2 separate regions of the Homo sapiens genome follow, and region 2 is linked to region 1. A link is a loop called in an ENCODE intact Hi-C map of the cell type or tissue named here. Cell type or tissue: dorsolateral prefrontal cortex. All regions are shown on one strand. Links, peaks and the distances in the headings refer to the core of each region. The heading gives the core; the rest is flanking DNA.

Region 1 (11,366 bases), core at 5,045-10,044:
TGCTGGAAAGCAGATGCCCAGTTGGAATCCCAGAGAGCCCAGGTGGAAGAGGCAGCTGAGGAGGGGCTGCCAAAGAGGAGACCACACAGTAGAGAGCTGGGGGGTGGGGGGGGGGTCAGAAGAGGTGTGGAGACGGAACCCCAAAGTCCCTGAACGCTGAAGACCAGCACAAGGCTGGGTGAAATACGAAAGCATCAGTGGAGGTAGTTTAAAGAGGAGCTTGGCTGACAGTTCCCTTAAGCCCCCAGCAGAAGCAAAAGCAAATGGTCTCGGGGGAAACACACCTCCAAGGCATGCCTGGCTCAGAATGGACTGGGCACACAGAGGGAAGGCCCCAGTGTCTGGGGGGCTGGACTCCCTTCCTAGAAGTGCCACGAGGCAGTGGCAGAAGCCCCACCAGCCTGGGTCCCTGAGTGACTCTGTGGAACAGAGCCCCTCTGAAGATCTCACTGGACTGGTTGGTAATGAATGCGAGAAGCAAACTTACCTCAAGCCCTAAGATTTGGGAACCATTTGCTTCTGCAGCATAAGCCAGGCCCACTCTGACTGACAGAAACATGTCCCCAGCCGGGACCCCCACAAAACCATACGCAGGCCACAGGTATTTGCCGCATGAGTGGCCACAGGCAGCCCGGTGTGGTCCACAAACCCCCAGGGCCAGTTCCTGAGGCCCAGCATGGTCCTGCAGCCAGAGGGTGCCACCTCCCTGGCCTGTGGGGTCTTCCCCCAATGCCACCCACTCAGCCCTCAGGGATAGGTGGAAGGGGCCAGCCAGTGTCCGAGGCAAACCCCTCAGGCTGCACTCTCTGCCAGTGCGGAGCTCCAGGTACAATGAGCGACACCCTCAGCCACCAAGGCCCAGCTGGGGTGTGAGCCGGCACCCATGGGTGACCTCCTCTACCACCTGCATGCAGGTGGACATGGCAGCAGCAGCCTGATATGGGGGCTGCAGGGACCCCAGCTCCCCCTGCAGAGACACTCACCTGGTAACCAAGCCTGTGTAGGCTGGCAAATCAGATGATTCAGGTGGCTAATTTATTTATGACAAACAGGCTAAATGTAGGTTAATTACTTTGTAATCATTGTCTGGAGGGCACATGGAGGGACCAGAGGCGGTCCACACACACTGAGTGTGGGCAAGTGAGAGCTGTCTCATGGGGCTGCTGCCAGCTGCCCGGGGCCCTGCAGGCTGGAGGTATCTGCCCCGCGGCAGGCGCCCCAGGAGTGGGACGAGCCCAGGTGGAGGAACATCAGGCGTCACCTGTCCAGGGCTTGCACACTGGTGCCCTGGGCAGTTCGTGGTGCACACCTGTGTGTATGCGGAGCCTGTTTGCCCCCAGGTCCTGCAGCCCCTCATCCTACCCTGGAGCTGTGTCTTTGTGGTCCCTCGTAAACGTGGGGCCCCTTGTGATACCTGGGGCAGCCCCTCCTCACTGTCGCCAGCTGGCCCCTGGGCTCCCGCCACAGTCTCCTCCTTCCTGGGCTCCATCCTTTCCCATACAACAGGACAAGTGAACATTCCCGAAGGTCAGTCTGGATCCCGGGCTACAGGGCCCCCCAGAGCTGTGCCACGCCTCCCTCACATCCCCCACCCCCAGGCACAGCCCTACCAGGCCAGCTCAGGAGCCCCTGCCTCTCCCTAAACTCCAAAGCTCCACCCTCATTCCAGAACGAGCTGCTGCCCTGAACCCTCCCCACCCTGACCTGGCTCCTTCTGCTGAGGCTCCAGCCCTCCCTGAGCCCGCTGAGGCCGAAGCCCCACCTTGGGGCCACGCTCTCCAATCAGCCGGCCACTTTGGCTGAGGCCGAAGCCCCACCTCGGGGCCACGCTCTCCAATCAGCCGGCCACTTTGGCTGACAGTGGCTGGTAGGCTTCTCCAGCTCCCACAGCCATGGAAGCGAGGGACTGCTCCACCCCTACAGAGGGCTCTGGTTGGGCACACAGCAAACCCCACCACAGTGGGAGGGCCCGGCCACCAGGCCAGCATGCCCTCCTGCCAGCCCCCTGTGAGCCACAACCCAGAAAGAGCCTGGAGCTGAGCGGCCCCTGCTGCCCCGTGGCCCCTCTTCTCCCCGTGGACATCAGGCCAGTGGTGTTGCCAGATGACCATCCCTGCCCAGGGGGTCTTGCCCTCATGGCAGTGGTTGGTGTCCTTGCACAGAGCCCAGTGACAACCCCCCACGGCCAGCTCAGGGCACCGACACTGATGGGCAGCGGCCTCTCTGAGATGGGGCTTCTGGCCTTTCCTGCTTCTTTGGATGGGCCTTAGCCAAGGTCTGTCGGAATCTCCAAACCAGGCCTCCAAACGCCGAGTGTGGGCTCAGACGCCCAATGACTAAAGCCAAAATGAGCATCACATAAGCTCTGAATGCGCTCTTTAAAGGGTGACGAACAGGTGTCAAAACTGAACTTATGTTTGCTTGCGTCCCCTCCCTGGAGGTGCGCGGCCCTCACTCTCTCCCTGCAGCAGACTTCAGGAGAAAACGCAGAAGATTTGGCTGCACCCACTCCTGCTCCTCAGAGTGCTGAGCAAGAGCGGTCGGTCTGAGCAGTCGGGCAGAGTTGTACCTGCAAAAGGCAGGCCACAGATTACCAACGTTCCCATCGCTATTTCACGATTTTCAAATTAAAAAGTGACACATATTGGCTCTAACAAGGGAATCAATACAAAATAAAGGTGTGAATTCCCTCAAGGTTCTGCTGCTGACTAGAATGGGGGCCTAGTCCTGGACTAGCACGTCTGCCCTAAACAGTCAAACACTGGACGGAACGCACAGGCACCAGTCTACAGGCGCGGGTGGGTGAAGGCTGTGATCCAGGGGGAAGGACACACTGCAGATGCCACAGCTCCCTTCCCAGGGCAATTTCTACCCAGGCACAGAGGCTTGACTCCAGGCAGAGCCTGGCAGGGCCCCTGAGCCTAGGAGCTGGAGACGGAAGCAGGAGGGCACAGAGGCGGGGCCTAAAATTCATGGGGCCCCAAGGCCTCAGCTGGGTGCTGCTGCATTTGCCCGGAGGGAGCACGTGGCAACCTACAGAGAAGCTGCCTTGGGCTGAGGGGGGAGGAAACAAGAAGTGGAGGGTGCTGGGGACACAGAGCTCTGGCCAGGCCAGCATGGAAAGAGCCCCCGAATCCCTCTGAGATCCCCTGGGCATCCAGCCGAGAAACTAGAAAGGCCACAACTGAGAAGTGAGGAAGACACCCTCAAGTAGGTCTACCCTAGACGCTGGCCATGCCTAAAGGCAAGCCCTGGCAGGAGCCACAGGAGAGACGGAGGGTGGACACGGAGTCCCACTCAGGTACAGAGACTTGGGAGGCCCTTGTGACATTTCTCAGACTCCACCCAACAAATGGTAAAACCAAACTCGGACCAATTCAGGTGGACCCACCAGTTCTCAAGCGCCAAGGGGACCAAGAGCAACAGTTCTCTTCTGGAGAAGGGGAGAGTCCAGGGCGTCTTCCACGAACAGTTACATTGCTTTTCTCTCCACGCTCATCACTGCCTTGTTCTGAGGCAGCTCCAGCTGTGCTGAGCTGCACGGAGCAGGGGAGACATTCTCAGAGCATTCCAGATTCCAGCCAGAGACGGTGGGGAAGGGGCCCTGGAGCTCCTGGGAAGAGGGCTGGGCAAGGCCTCTCACTCAGGCATGGACCAAAGAATGTTCTTGGCTCCCCAAAGCTGCACACACACAGAAAAGGTCCACGCCGCACAGAAAAGCTCCCGAGAGCTCTGCCGCCACCACCAGAGTCTGGAAACATAACATTCAAAATATTCACATAAAATTACTCAACATATAGTGAATTTAAAAATTACAATTCTCGAGGAAAAGATAATCAACAGATGCCAACCCCAAGACGCAGCCGAGGCTGGAACCATCAGACGAGGCTCTAAGGCAGTTCCGGCAGCGTCCTCTGGAGGCAAAGGTGAGCACACCTGGGCTGCGTGAGAGGACAGGCGTTCCCAACAGAGAAACGGAGAGCAGGAAACAAACCTACACAAAGACTGTAGAACTAAAAAATACAACATACGAAATACAAATTTTACCCCATGGGCGCACAGCAGAATGGAGATGGTGGAAGAGTCAGTGGCCTTGAAGATGGGTGAATAGAAACGGCACATTCTGAAGAACAGAGAGCAAAGGGTGAGTGTGTATGTGTGTGTGAGCACGTGTGAGTGGCTGTGTGCCTGGGCGTGTGTGGGCGTGGCACTGTGTGGGTGAGCAGGTGTGGGGGTCTGGCATGCGAGGGTGGTGCAGGGGCGTGGCCGGGTAGCTCCCTGGTCCATTCCCCACCCCACTGCCCTCCAGCACCTGGTGTTCGGCATGTCACGGGCTCTGCCCTCCTCTCCTTCCCTGTCACCACCCACATCGTTGTCTATGGCAAACCCCAGCCCTGGGTTCTCAAACAGAAGCAGCCCAGTGGAAGGTTAGGCTGACTCGGTCCAGCTGAGTTCCGGGGTTGGGTCCCTGTTTGCAGGCCCATTGGCCAGCACCCCAGTCTCTGCCCGCTGGAGGCCGACAGCTCCTCACTGTGACAACCAGAAAGGTCTGCAGATGCCGCCCAGTGTGCCCAGGAGGCCAGGCAGCCCCTCGTTAGGAACCCCTGTGACAAACACAGAAGGGGACTGGGTTGGAGATCACACTCAACTGGAGGTTACGTTTTCACATTTCTTGCTAGAAGCAACCGGAATGGATAGGCATTGGCAAGCCGATTCCAGGACCTCTGGCCAGGAAGCCCAGGGCCTGCAGCTCTCTGTCCAGCTCCCAGTGTGCTAAGAGTGGACCTTGGCCATGCCGCAACTGCCAACTTCAACCAGGAAGGGCTGCCACAGCTAGGCTCGCTACGTACCCTTGCTAGGTAGCTAATTCAGTCTCGTCAGAGCCACCAGACACAGACTCTCGTGACCCCACGGCATCAAGGAGGGTTACGTGGCTGGTGGGGGCAGGATGAGGAGCCAACCTGTCTTCCATCCAGGGACGCAGCTCCCAGGCCCAGATGGCGACCCAGCTCCACCCAGCCCTGGGGTCTTTGTAGGCAGGCCCAGGAGTGGCCAGCTAAGGGCACGTGTTTGTCTTGCCCACGTCCCCATCAGTTCCAGGGATCAGGTTCTTGCCACATCCACCTCTCAGCAGCCCCTGTGGGAGGAGAGAGGGGTGTGCTCCAACGCTGGCTGCCTGCAGGGCTGCTCTGGGGCTGGGATGAGTAGCCTTCCCAGGTGCCCACTCTGGGCTGCTCGGGCCCTATCTCTACCATGTACGCCCCTGGAGCCCACGAGCCGCTGGCCTCACTGCCCTGGGCTCCACCCTCCATAGCAAGTCAGGGCTGACACGACAGGACACCTGCGGAGCAGCCCAGGCGCGAGGGAAGAGACAGAGACAGATGGAGAGACAGAGACCGAGAGATAGAGAACTTCACAAAAGAGCAGGCCAAATGCTTTGCTGGAACTGCTCCAAAGACGCCCCCACAGGCACACACACTCTCCTACATGTGTGCACATATCTGCACACAGGTGTGCACAAACACACATGCTTGGTGACGTGGAACCCGAGGTCTGGGTGGGATCGGCCCCCCCGGGACATTTGGGATCGTGCTGCAGCCCCGTCCTCTGCTTTAGGAGCTCCTTCAGGTGGGAACCAGTCCAGCAGGAGAAACCCGTGAGAATCCCAAAGTCTCTTCTGCCCTTAAGCTGCAGATGTTTCATGTGGTTCCAACTCATTTAGTATATTATCCAGGATTTCAAAGATCCATTAGCAAAGGACAACCTTCCACGTTTGTTTCCATCTGAATTGGTTCCAACGAGACAGTCCTCTGCCAGAAAGCCCCACACACGCACACAACCTGAGAACTCTTCTGGTTTCCCGCTGCTCCTCCACCAGCCCTGAGCAAACAGGAGTGCCCCGCACAGAGGCTGGGGCCATGGCAGGTGTCCAACATGCTCCCTGCCCAGCAGGGATGTGCCTGTCATGGGACGTCCAAGGGACAGGCACCCAGCACACCTGGGGTACCCACCACACCCGGACACCCAGCACACCCAGGACACCCAGCACACCCAGGCACCCAGCACACCCGGGGCACCTACACACCTGGGGCACCTACACACCTGGGGCACCTACACACCCAAGCACCCAGCACACCCAGGCACCGAGCACACCTGGGACACCCAGCACACCCGGGCACCCAGCACACCCAGGCACCCTGCACACCCGGGACACCCTGCACACCCGGGACACCCAGCACACCCGGGGCACCCTGCACACCCAGGCACCCAGCACACTCAGGCACCCTGCACACCCAGGACACCCAGCACACCCGGGGCACCTACACACCCGGGGCACCTACACACCCGGGGCACCTACACACCTGGGGCACCCTGCACATCCGGGCACCCAGCACACCCAGGCACCCTGCACACCCAGGACACCCAGCACACCTGGGGCACCTACACACCCGGGGCACCTACACAACCGGGGCACCCTGCACACCCAGGCACCCAGCACACCCGGGCATCCAGCACACCCGGGGCATCTACACACTCAGAACACCCTGCACACCCAGGCACCCAGCACACCCGGGCACCCAGCACACCCGGGCATCCAGCACACCCGGGACACCCGGCACACCCAGGCACCCTGCACACCCAGGCACCCAGCACACCCGGGCACCCAGCACACCCGGGCATCCAGCACACCCGGGACACCCGGCACACCCAGGCACCCGGCACACCCAGGCACCCAGCACACCCGGGGCACCTACACACCCGGGGCATCCAGCACACCCAGGACACCCTGCACACCTGGGGCACCTACACACCCAGGGCACCCAGCATACCCGGGCATCCAGCACAACTGGCACAACTGGGGCACCCGGGACACCTGGCGCACTCGGGGCACCCACACACCCAGCACATGCCGCCCCAGGCCCATGGAACTCGTGCTCTGATCTGAAAGTTCTCTTCAGACTCAGACTGGAATGTTGAGGATCCGAGATGGTGGCCGCCTGGTAGGGACCTGGCCCTGCGGTGGGAGGGTGAGCAGCTAGGCCCAGGACTCTCAGTGGGTGACCTCCTGGAGGGATGCCACCCAGGGTGCGGCTCCATCCACCCCACATTGGAGGAGCTCTCCTTCGGACAGGCCTGGGTGGGAAGGCATCCAGGAGCCATGTTGCTGACTGCTGCCAAGTCTCAGGTGGCCCCGTGGCTGTGCCCTGGAGGTGGCCCCATGTCACCCTTGTGAGGACGATGCCCCCTTCCCTCCTGGCACACATGTGCCCACTGCCACCTGAAGAGCTGACCGGGGCAAGGGGCACAGCTGAGGACAAGATTTCCTGACCACAGCTCAGACATGCGCTGGGCTGGGAGGGACCGAGACAGGAGATCCTGCCCCGAGAGGTGGGCGGGGGTGGCCTCCTGGACACGCCCACCACAGGGAGGGCTGCTGTCTCCCGAGCTACTCCGTGTTCTCTGTGCTTTGCACACATGGTCTTTAATCCTCACCACCACTCAGGGCTGGGATGTGACTGCCATCAAACCCATTCCCAGACCAGAAAACAAAGACCTAGACAGCTTCCCTCGCTAGCCCAGGTCATACAGCTGCTGGGGTCTGAGGAAGGCCAAGCCCCAGCAGGCTGGCCAGAGCCACCTTCAGCTGCCAGGCCCACAGCTCACCCACAGCCACTGACCAGGCAGCAGTGGGGATGCCCCACGTCAGCCTCTGCCCACAGGGCAGGACCACAGAACACATCCTGCCCTCCCTCCGACCCCCCCGCCACCCCACGCCAACTCTGCCCATGCCTATTTGGCAAGCCCCAGACAACACTCCTGGCAATGCCAGGAGCAGCTTTCAGGTCTGTGGTCCCCACACAAAGGCACCCAGCCCCACCCAGTCACACGACAGGGTGCCACTGCAAAGCCTAAACCGGAGATAGGGCCCTGCATCATCTCCCGACCACAGAGATGGGGCTGAATGCTCTGTACTTACACACCTGAAAAACCAGTTCCTTTCACTTTGCCATCCTAGCCTCTCATGAAATTGTACTCAAAAAAGAAAGCCACAGGATGCGTTCTTGTTATCCCTATGACAAGCAACTTAGAGCAACAGCACTGCCAGCTACCAGGCTGGCCGATCTTCACCCCAGCCCCCGGGGGGTTCTGATAAGGATGTAGGGGAGTGAGTCACCTGACCAGTGCACCACCCAGCTGGGGGCAGGGCCGCAGGGCCACACTTGTGGGAGGCAGACAACATGCATGGCCACTGCAGGGGGAGGAAAATCTGGAGTCTGGAGCAGAAGGAAAGTGGCTGGGGTGTCCAGAGCACTTCCCCACTGAGCTGGTGGACAGAGGAACTTCCAGGCATGTAAGGGAGGGTGCTGAGGGCCGGGCCCTGGTGTCTCCTGGCCCCGAGTGGAAGGTGAGGCTTTGCCAAGTGCAGCAGGTGGGCTAATAAGCCTGATGGTGGGGGGACTGAGAGGACCAGACCAGGGTGCGAGAAGAGACATGAGGTGGCTGTGTCGCAAAGGCCAGCACCTGAAGCGGGGGAAGGTGGAGCAGTGGAGGCTGCCCAGCAGGCCCCTGGGTCTAGGTGGACACTGCATAGGAGGGTGCAGTGGGCCTCATGCCACCAACCGCACCCCATGGAGGCAGAGGGGCCACAGTCCTGGAGGGTGGGGGGCCTTGCAGATTCAGCGATGCATCGGGGCACGGCGAGGACCATTTCTTGGCTGGGGCTTTGGCAAATGACCTCACCTCCCCCACCTCAACTCCTCAGAGCACGCCCTCGGACATCTCATGGCTGGGTTCACAGCCTTCAGAGGGGAAGATGCCCGGACGTGTGAGGACTTGCCCACTTCTGGTGTCAGAGCTCGGGCCCTGGAGGTCAGGTTCCACACAGCCAGCAGCGCTCACAGTCCAGGCATGGGAACGGGGGCACAGGAGGGGCACAAAGGTGGAGAGCCCCATCTCCCTGACGCTCCTATGGGATCCCCGAACCAGTACGCCCACCCAGCAGAGGGCAGGGCTGGGACATTCAACGGGGTGAGGCCAAGGGCAGGGGTTACAGATGTTCACCAGGGGATGACGAAGGGCATGGGCCAGCTGCCTCGGGGGCACCAGACCTGCCTCGGGGTACCAGACAGTTGGCACTGCCCAGTGGGTGGGTTCGGTGGGTGTTGAGGCCTGGAAGGTGTGTCTGGGATGGTGAGGGGGTACAGGCTATGGCTGGCTGAGTGGTGCCGGGGTTTGGGGGAGGAAGCTGGTGTTTCCTGCCTCTGCAGGGAGGTTCACCTTGCTTTGTCCCCTCAACAAAGCCAGGCTCTCGTGACAACGGGTCACAACCTGGACAGATCTGAGGAGCTGAACACCTCCAGCTTCCACAGGGCTCAGCCAGGACCTGGGCCCAACAGCATTCCCTCCCAGATGGGGCCACCACGCCACATCAGCACGACGAGACCTCCTCCCAGGGTGCCCCCCCCAGCCCAGGGTCCAGGCCCCAGGCCAACACCCAGAGGGGCTGGCTTTGTTCACAGCCCCTCTCCAAACCCTGCCCCCACCCCAAGCGGCCCCGCGGTCCCCTCCAGGGCAGGGTTTCCAGAATCCACCTGTCCTTAGTGTGTTCACTGCCCCTTGGCAGCCCCGAATTTTTGTACCTGTTTCCTGTCCCCTCCTTGTGTCCAGGTAGCATCCCCAGGGCCCTCGCCTCCAGCACAAATTCCAGCCTGCAGAAACCTTGTCAGCTCAGGGGGCCACGGTGCAAGGCACGCCCAGGGGAGGGAAGCTGGGGCTGCCCTGGGGTGCCTTTCTGTGCAGCTGGAGCAGTTCCATATCCTATGAAGAAACTGGTACAGAACAGCACTCCTCTGAAAAATTAGCAACCTCATCTACACAGAGACTGGACTGGAGAAGCCCCAGCAGGTGCAGCAATCCCAGAAGTGAGAGTCAGAGCTGTGGACGCCACCCTTGCTGTGGCCCAAGCAGTGAACTGGGGCCGCTAACCCCCAGGAAGGGTGAAAAGCCCCAACACCCAGAAGATGAGACCCTAGAGCTTCCCTGGCCACCCCAGCAGCCCTCCCCATCCCAGGAAGCAGACAGTTGCATGGGAAAAGCAAGGACGGCACTCAGCCAGACAGGCAAACAACTGTGGCAAACCAGTGCCAGCAGACAAAACCCAGAAACACAGAGCAAATGAAATGGTAAAAATCACTGTCAACCCCCAAGGTTATCTGCGCAGAAAGGGTCCATACAGTGGGGACGGCCGTCCTGAGGCCCGCTGGCCGGGCTGGCCCTTGGCTGGCGTCTGGGAACTGGGATTTCCGAGGGGCTCCCTGAACCCCGCCTCACTGGGCCTGTGCTATTTGTACAAGGTGGTTTAGGCAGAACACTCACATCCCTGCTGAGAGTCTGGAATTGTAGCGCAGCCCAGGCAGAAGCTGCTCACGTGACCAGCCCCCGGGTACATCACCAGGCAGGGCATCCCCAACATCGCACACGCAGAGTCCCAGCTGCTTGCAGGGGAGTGAGGCGCATCCTGCGTGACCCCCACCCCAGGAGAGGCCTCCAAAGCTGAGCATGGTGCCCCTGGACTCGGCCCCAGGAACCTTTCCCTTGGCCGATTTTGCTCAGTGTCCTCCCTGTGGGAAATCACAGCCGTGACTACCGTGACCTGCATGGCCTCTGTCCTCCTGGAGAATCGCCGCCCTGGGTGGTCTTGGGGACCCCAACTCAGTATCACATTAGAGTTCTTACCCATTAAAAAGAATGCTTAGTGAGAACACTGGGCAAAGGGCAGAACAGACATGCCTGGGGGCCTGTGCTGAGGCACTCGCCCAGTGCACCCCACCAGGAGCAGCCTGGGAACCAGCCCAGGGAACGAGGCGCCAGCACCTGGGGAAGCCTGGGGACCCTGCCTCACAGGATTACAAAGGAAAGCTGACCGCCAACTACCAAAACAGAAACAGCAAATCACTGACACAGGAATCTGCCTCTTTATTGACATGCTAAGTAACAAGACGCAGAGGCAGGTCTCATCGCAACCAACCGTGACCACAGAGGACCACAGAGGAGTGATGACAGGGAGCTGTGCTTCTAAGCAACTGCAGGAGGGAAGCGCAGTCGGAACAGCCTGCTGGCTTCTAGTGGTCAAATGTGCCACTCACACAATGGCATCTGCTGAAAAAGCTGCAAAATGTCATTTATAGGTTAGTGAACACATCCGTCTCACAGACCCCAACTAACCTGAGAATTCCAGAGGAAGACCACAGAATGACAGAAGGGAGATCAGAAACAGAAGAAAACATGCCAGAGCTAACCCAAGTCTGCAGAAAAGCCCCCACCGTGAGGAATCCCAGCTGGGATGATCTGGTGTGCTCCCTGGG
Region 2 (5,498 bases), core at 499-5,498, 240 kb before region 1:
GTACTCATGGTGGCCGCTCAGGGCAGTGTCCTGGCCTGGAAAGCAGGTGTCCCGGTACCTTCCAGGCCAGTGCTCCTCACTGTCTCTGCTGGCACAAGGCGGGACAGCTGCCTGTCCTCAGGAAACAAGGCCATGGAGGCCATCCAGATCCCATGTCCTCGGCAGCTGTCCTCCACCACACACCTGGCCATGCCAGGCACCAGGCCAGCATCCCTGCCATGGGCCTGGGCCCACCACCCAACATCTGCCCTCCCTGTGCTGGTCAGACCTTTCCTGCTGGGAGGCTGCTTAGTCTGTCAGTCAGTCATTGAGGTAGTCAGTCAGTCAGTTGTCAGTCAGTCAGATAGTCAGTCATCAGTTAGTCACTGAAACAGTTAGTCAAGTAGTCAGTCAGGTAGTTTGTCAGTCAGCCAGGTAGTTAGTCAGTTAGTCAGTCAGTCAGCCAGCCAGCCAGCCAATTAGTCAGTGAAGTAGTCAGTCAGCCAGTCAGTTAATTTGTCAGTCAGGTAGTTGGTCAGTCAGTCAGCCAGCCAGCCAGCCAATTAGTCAGTGAAGTAGTCAGTCAGCCAGTCAGTTAATTTGTCAGTCAGGTAGTTGGTCAGTCAGTCAGTTAGCCAGCCAGCCAATTAGTCAGTGAGGTATTCAGTCAGTCAGTCAGTTTGTCAGTCAGTCAGGTAGGTAGTCACTCAGTGAAGTGGTCGGTCAGTTGTGTCAGTCAGTCAGTAAGGTAGTCAGTTGGTCAGTCAGTTAGGTAGTTAATAAGTCAGGTAGTCAGGTAGTTAGTCAGGTAGTCAGTTAGGTAGTTAATAAGGTAATCAGTCAGTCAGGCAGTTAGTTTGGTAGTCGGTCAGGTAGGCAGTCAGTCGTCAGTCAGTCTGAGGTAGTTAAGTCATTGAGATGGTCAGTCAGTAAGTCAGTCAGTTAGGTCGTCAGTCAGTCAGTTCAGTAGTTAGGTAGTCAGTCATCAGTCAGGTAGTTAATCAGTCAGGTAGTCAGTCATCAGTGAGTGAGGTAGTCAGTTGTCAGGTAGTCATCAGCCAGTCAGATAGGCAGGTAGTTAGTCATCAGTCAGTCAGTCAGGTAGTCAGCCAGGTAGTTAATCAGTCAGCCAGTCAGTGAGGTAGTTAATCAGTTAGTCAGTGAGGTAGTCAGTCAGTCAGTCAGTCAGTCAGTTAGTCAGGTAATTAGGTAGTCAGCCAGTCAGTTCAGTGGCTAGTCAGGTAGTTGGTCAGTCATGAGTCAGGTTATTAATCAGTCAGGTAGTTTGTCAGTCAGTCAGTCAATTAGCCAGTGAGGTAGTCAGTCAGTCAGTTCAGTAGTTAGTCAGGTAGCCAGTCATCAGTCAGGTAGTCAGTCAGGTAGTTAGTCATCAGTCAGGTAGTTAGTCAGTTGTCAGGTAGTCACTCAGTCATCAGTCAGTCAGGTAGTTAGGCAATCAGTCAATAAGTGAGGTAGTCAGGTAGTCAGTCAGATAGTCAGTCAGTCAGTGAGGTAGTCAGTCAGCTAGTCAAGTAGTTAGGTAATCAGTCAGTCAGACAGTCAGGTAGTTAGGCAGGTAGTCACTCCATCAGTCAGTCAGTCAGTCAGTGAGGTAGTCCATCAGTCAGCCAGCCAGCCAGCCAGTCAGGTAGTTAGTCAACTAATCATTCAGTCAGTCAGACAGTCAGGTAGTTAGTCAGTCAGATAGTAAGTCAGTTAATGAGTTAGCCAGTCAGGTAGCTAGTCAGGTAATCAGTCAGTTAGTGGGAGAGTCAGGTAATTAGGTAGTCAGTCAGGCAGTCAATCAATGAGTCAGTTAGTTAGTCAGCCAGTCAGGTAGTTAGGTAGTCAGTCAGTCAGGTAGTTAGTCAGGTAGTCAGTCAGGCAGTCAGTCAGTCAGACAAGTAGTCAGTAAGGTAACCAGTCAGTGATGTAGTCAGGTAGTCAGTCAATCAGTTAGTCAGGTAGTTAGCCAGTTAGTCATGTAATCAGTCAGTCAGGTAGTCAGTCATCAGTCAGTTAGGTAGTTAGTCATCAGTTAGTCAGTTAGGTAATTAGTCAGTCAGCTAGTCAGTTAATCAGGTAGTTAGGTAATCAGTCAGTGAGACAGTCAGTCAATCAGTCAGTAAGGTAGTCAGTCAGGTAATTAGTAGTCAGTCAGAGAGTCAGGTAGTCATTCAGATAGACAGTCAGGTAGTTAGTCAATCAGTCAGTGAGGTAGTCAGTCAGCCAATAGCCAGTCAGCCAGTCAGGTAGTTAGTCAGGTAATCAGTCAGTCAGTCAGATAGTCAGGTAGTTAGTCATTCAGGTAGTCAGTCAGTCAGTCAGTCACTCTTTGAGGCAGTCAGTCAGTCAGTCAGTCAGTGAGGCAGTCAGCCAGCCAGCCAGTCAGATAGTTAGTCATTCAGGTGGTCAGTCAGTCAGGTAGTTAGTCAGATAGTCAGTCAGTTAGCCAGTCAGCTAGTCATTCAGGTTGTCAGTCAGCCAATCAGGTATCAGTCAGGTAGTCAGTCAGACAGTCAGGTAGTTAGTCAGTCAGTCAGTCAGTGAAGTAGTCAGTCAGTCTGTGATGTAGTTGGTCATTCAGGTCGTCAATCAGTCAGTCAGGTAGTTAGTCATGTAATTAGTCAAGTAGTTAGTCAAGAAGTCAGGTAATTTAGTCAATCAGTCATCAGGCAGTCAGTCATCAGGTAATTAGGTAGTCAGTCGGGTAGTCAGTGAGTTAGGTAGTTAATCAGCTAGTCAGTCAGTCAGTTTCAGACAAGGAGGGAGGCTGGCAGGTATTCTGTGCTGGGAGTCAGTCTGGCAGTCCATGTTTCTGGGGTGGCTGTGCTGTGGGCAGGTGCCCCAGGGACCACCAGTAGATGTCCCTCCCCCAGACAGTGAGGAACGGTCCAGAACGCATGTTCACCCTGTGCTGCATGTGGCTTATTGTTTTCTAATAAGATACACATTCGCCCTGCCTGCAAGTCTCGCTCTGCCCCTGGAATGGTTGCCTCCCGGTGTGAAGGCCACTCCTGCCCTACCTTCCCGGTGGTTGGCCACCGCCAGGAAGTGCTCCCCATCCACCTCGAAGGCCTCCCAGTCTCGGGCGCTGTGTGTGGCAATGCTCTGATATGGGGTAAACTTCAGCTTTCTGTGGCTCCATTTGTAAATGACAGAGAACTCCTGACCCTTCTCATCTGGTTCAAAATTAGCCACTGCCAGGAAGATCTGAAAGAGAGTAAACCGGGACCACGTGGTTCTGCTTGGGTCGGTGCCAGCGGCCTGGTTTCTGAAGGCTTCTGAACATCAGCATCTCTCTCCAGATCCACGGCTGCTACGTGGTGCAGGGACAGAGGACCGAGGCCCCCGCATTACAGGTCATCATGGTGGGGTGGGCGCAGAGCCGGTCATTACATTCATCAAGACCCTTGAAAATGTCCATATTCTTTACCCAATATTTCCACTTCTATTGCTATCTGAAGGCAAAAACACAAAAGCCAAAATTCCCAAATTCAGGAAAAGCTTTATGCACAAAAATGTTCTTCATAACCCAGATGACCAGAAAAACGCATCACAACCTGCTCTCCTGTGTTATGGGTGTGATCACCACGCAAAGCTGTGTCAGGGCAATGTGTGTAAAACATGAACATGGCGCAATGTGCCCAGGGCTCATAGTGTAGCTGTGTGAACATACAGAATGAGGGGCAAGGTGCATGGTTCATGGACGATGTGCTTGGAGGCAAGGACGCCACATGAACCTACGTACTTGCTTGGATGATGGAACAAAATATTGTCCCCTTTGCTTTTCTGAATTTTCCAATTGTTCTTTGATGCAAAGTTTTTTTTATAACAAAAAATTAAAACCTTATGATGTCATCAATCAAAAAAAAAAAAACCAACTAGTTATTCACCCGCCATGCTGGATGCAAATGCAGCCTGCATGAGGGTGGCTGTAAGCCACAGGAGAGCAGTTTCCATCTGCTGTGTTCACTGCTTTAGCCCTGTGTCCAGGCAGGGCCTGGTGGGCCTCCTTGGCACATTGTAGGCCAGTGAGTGACTATTTGGGGGCAGTCAGGAGGTGCTGTCTCTAGGACATGGCTGTGTAGAGTCCAGGGAGTGGACGGAGCTGGGAAGAGGAAACCCCATCCTTCCCATTGGGATGTCAACCATCTCCCAGACCCACCACCTCGACCCTCTGCCCAGAGCAGCCCTGACAGGAAGGTGGCTGTCAGCCTGCGAGGTCCCACCCATGGCTCCCCTGAGCCTGGCCTCAGCCTTGCATGTGGACATCACGTGTCCTCAACATTTGAGGAAAGGAAGGATCAGGAATGTCCATTTTCTAGTGTCTTTCTGAAACGATTTGTGGGTTCTTGACCAGCTCATGTAAACACTCTCAACAGGTTTTAAATGTAGTGACGAGGGGTCTATGTAGAACGAGATGGCATGTGGGAAATGGTCTGGTCGTCCGTTTTGCGGGAGCCAAGCAGACTGCCTCAAAGTCACATCCTGGATTTAGGGTGGTGGGCTCACGTGTGCGACTCTGTCAGCCTTTTACCGCCTGAACGAGGTGACACCGTGAGAAACTCCTTTACCTGCAGAATCAGTGTAGGGGGCCCCGCCTGTGGACTCGGGGCTTTCCAAGAGAAAGGGGATGGAGAAAGTCACCGAACACAGACTTGCCTTTTTCCCGATGGTGAAATGCCTCCAGGCCTGTGCTTGGTGCGTGGGGATGTTCTGATATGAGACGAACTTCTCTTCGGTCCACTTGTAGACGGCGGATGTGGCTTTGCGATTGGCTGTGGCCACAAAGAGCCCCACCTGAGGGATGCGGAACACCTCAATGCCCAGGGTCTCTGAGTTGGTGGACAAGTTCTGATGCTCCTCCACGTAGTCCAGTCTTTCTTTGGCTTGTGATAGAAACGTTGTGACTCGGTTAAGATTTCCGAGAACGGAAATCCAGAGCAATCCTCGCGGGAGCGCGATTCCCAAGCCCCAAGTCACAAGCCACGACTCCTGCGCCTCAGCCTCGGGCATCAGTTTCCACGTTTCGCTCTCACAGGAAAGGCCTGTCAAAGGGAGGCCACTCACTGCTGCCAGGGGCTTTGTGATCTGTGCAGCCCCCAGTGAAGTTTACATGTTGTGGGTTGTGGCCTTGTTAAAAGGCTCACTGCTTCTACGGCAAGTTGTGCTCTCGATAATGTGAAAGAGAGCAGCTCACACACGTGCTGGGCGGAACCCATGCCCATTTCCCACGGGTAACCTGTCTGGAGCATCTATCGCCACCTCCACTCACCTCCCCAGCAGCGGGAACGGACTGCTGAGAAGGCTCTCTGTAAAAATAACCTTTCAGGCTCGTCATCTCCTTGGATCTCATCTCTGATCTAGCAGACAGGGAGGGTGTGGGCAGAGGCGGCAGCCGGGCCACCCTACCAAGGAGGCTGCAGGGAGGCAGGCATTGTCTTCCCATGGTTTGGGAAGGGGTACCACGCGATGCCCAGCCCTGTCAGCCCGTGTGTCATGCCCTGGAGGTTCAC

Evidence for each region. Peaks named below come from ENCODE experiments on the same cell type or tissue, not always from the same donor. Only the 100,000 strongest peaks of a DNase experiment are listed, where the experiment ranks them.
Region 2: a loop joins it to region 1, with 2.2 times the contacts of the local background. A loop is called at or near these places in 2 of 110 quality-filtered maps.

The regions. Positions count from the first base shown.
Region 1 is chr21:44,757,627-44,768,992 of GRCh38, forward strand. UBE2G2 (ubiquitin conjugating enzyme E2 G2) reads right to left here. Exons shown (of 6, transcript NM_003343.6): 6 at 10,954-11,366. Among named protein-coding and RNA genes, the nearest start is that of UBE2G2, 39 kb to the right of the region's middle. RefSeq lists enhancers at 6,780-7,345, 8,030-8,793, 8,794-9,557 and a silencer at 10,808-11,102. In dorsolateral prefrontal cortex, for the core only: no CTCF peak of the experiment used is centred there; no DNase peak of the experiment used is centred there.
Region 2 is chr21:44,522,648-44,528,145 of GRCh38, forward strand. TSPEAR (thrombospondin type laminin G domain and EAR repeats) reads right to left here. Exons shown (of 12, transcript NM_144991.3): 7 at 4,645-4,871; 8 at 3,006-3,192. LOC124905038 (a long non-coding RNA gene) reads left to right here and starts at 4,862. Exons shown (of 2, transcript XR_007067905.1): 1 at 4,862-5,498. In dorsolateral prefrontal cortex, for the core only: no CTCF peak of the experiment used is centred there; a DNase peak (open chromatin) is centred at 3,244; H3K27me3 peaks cover 770 bases.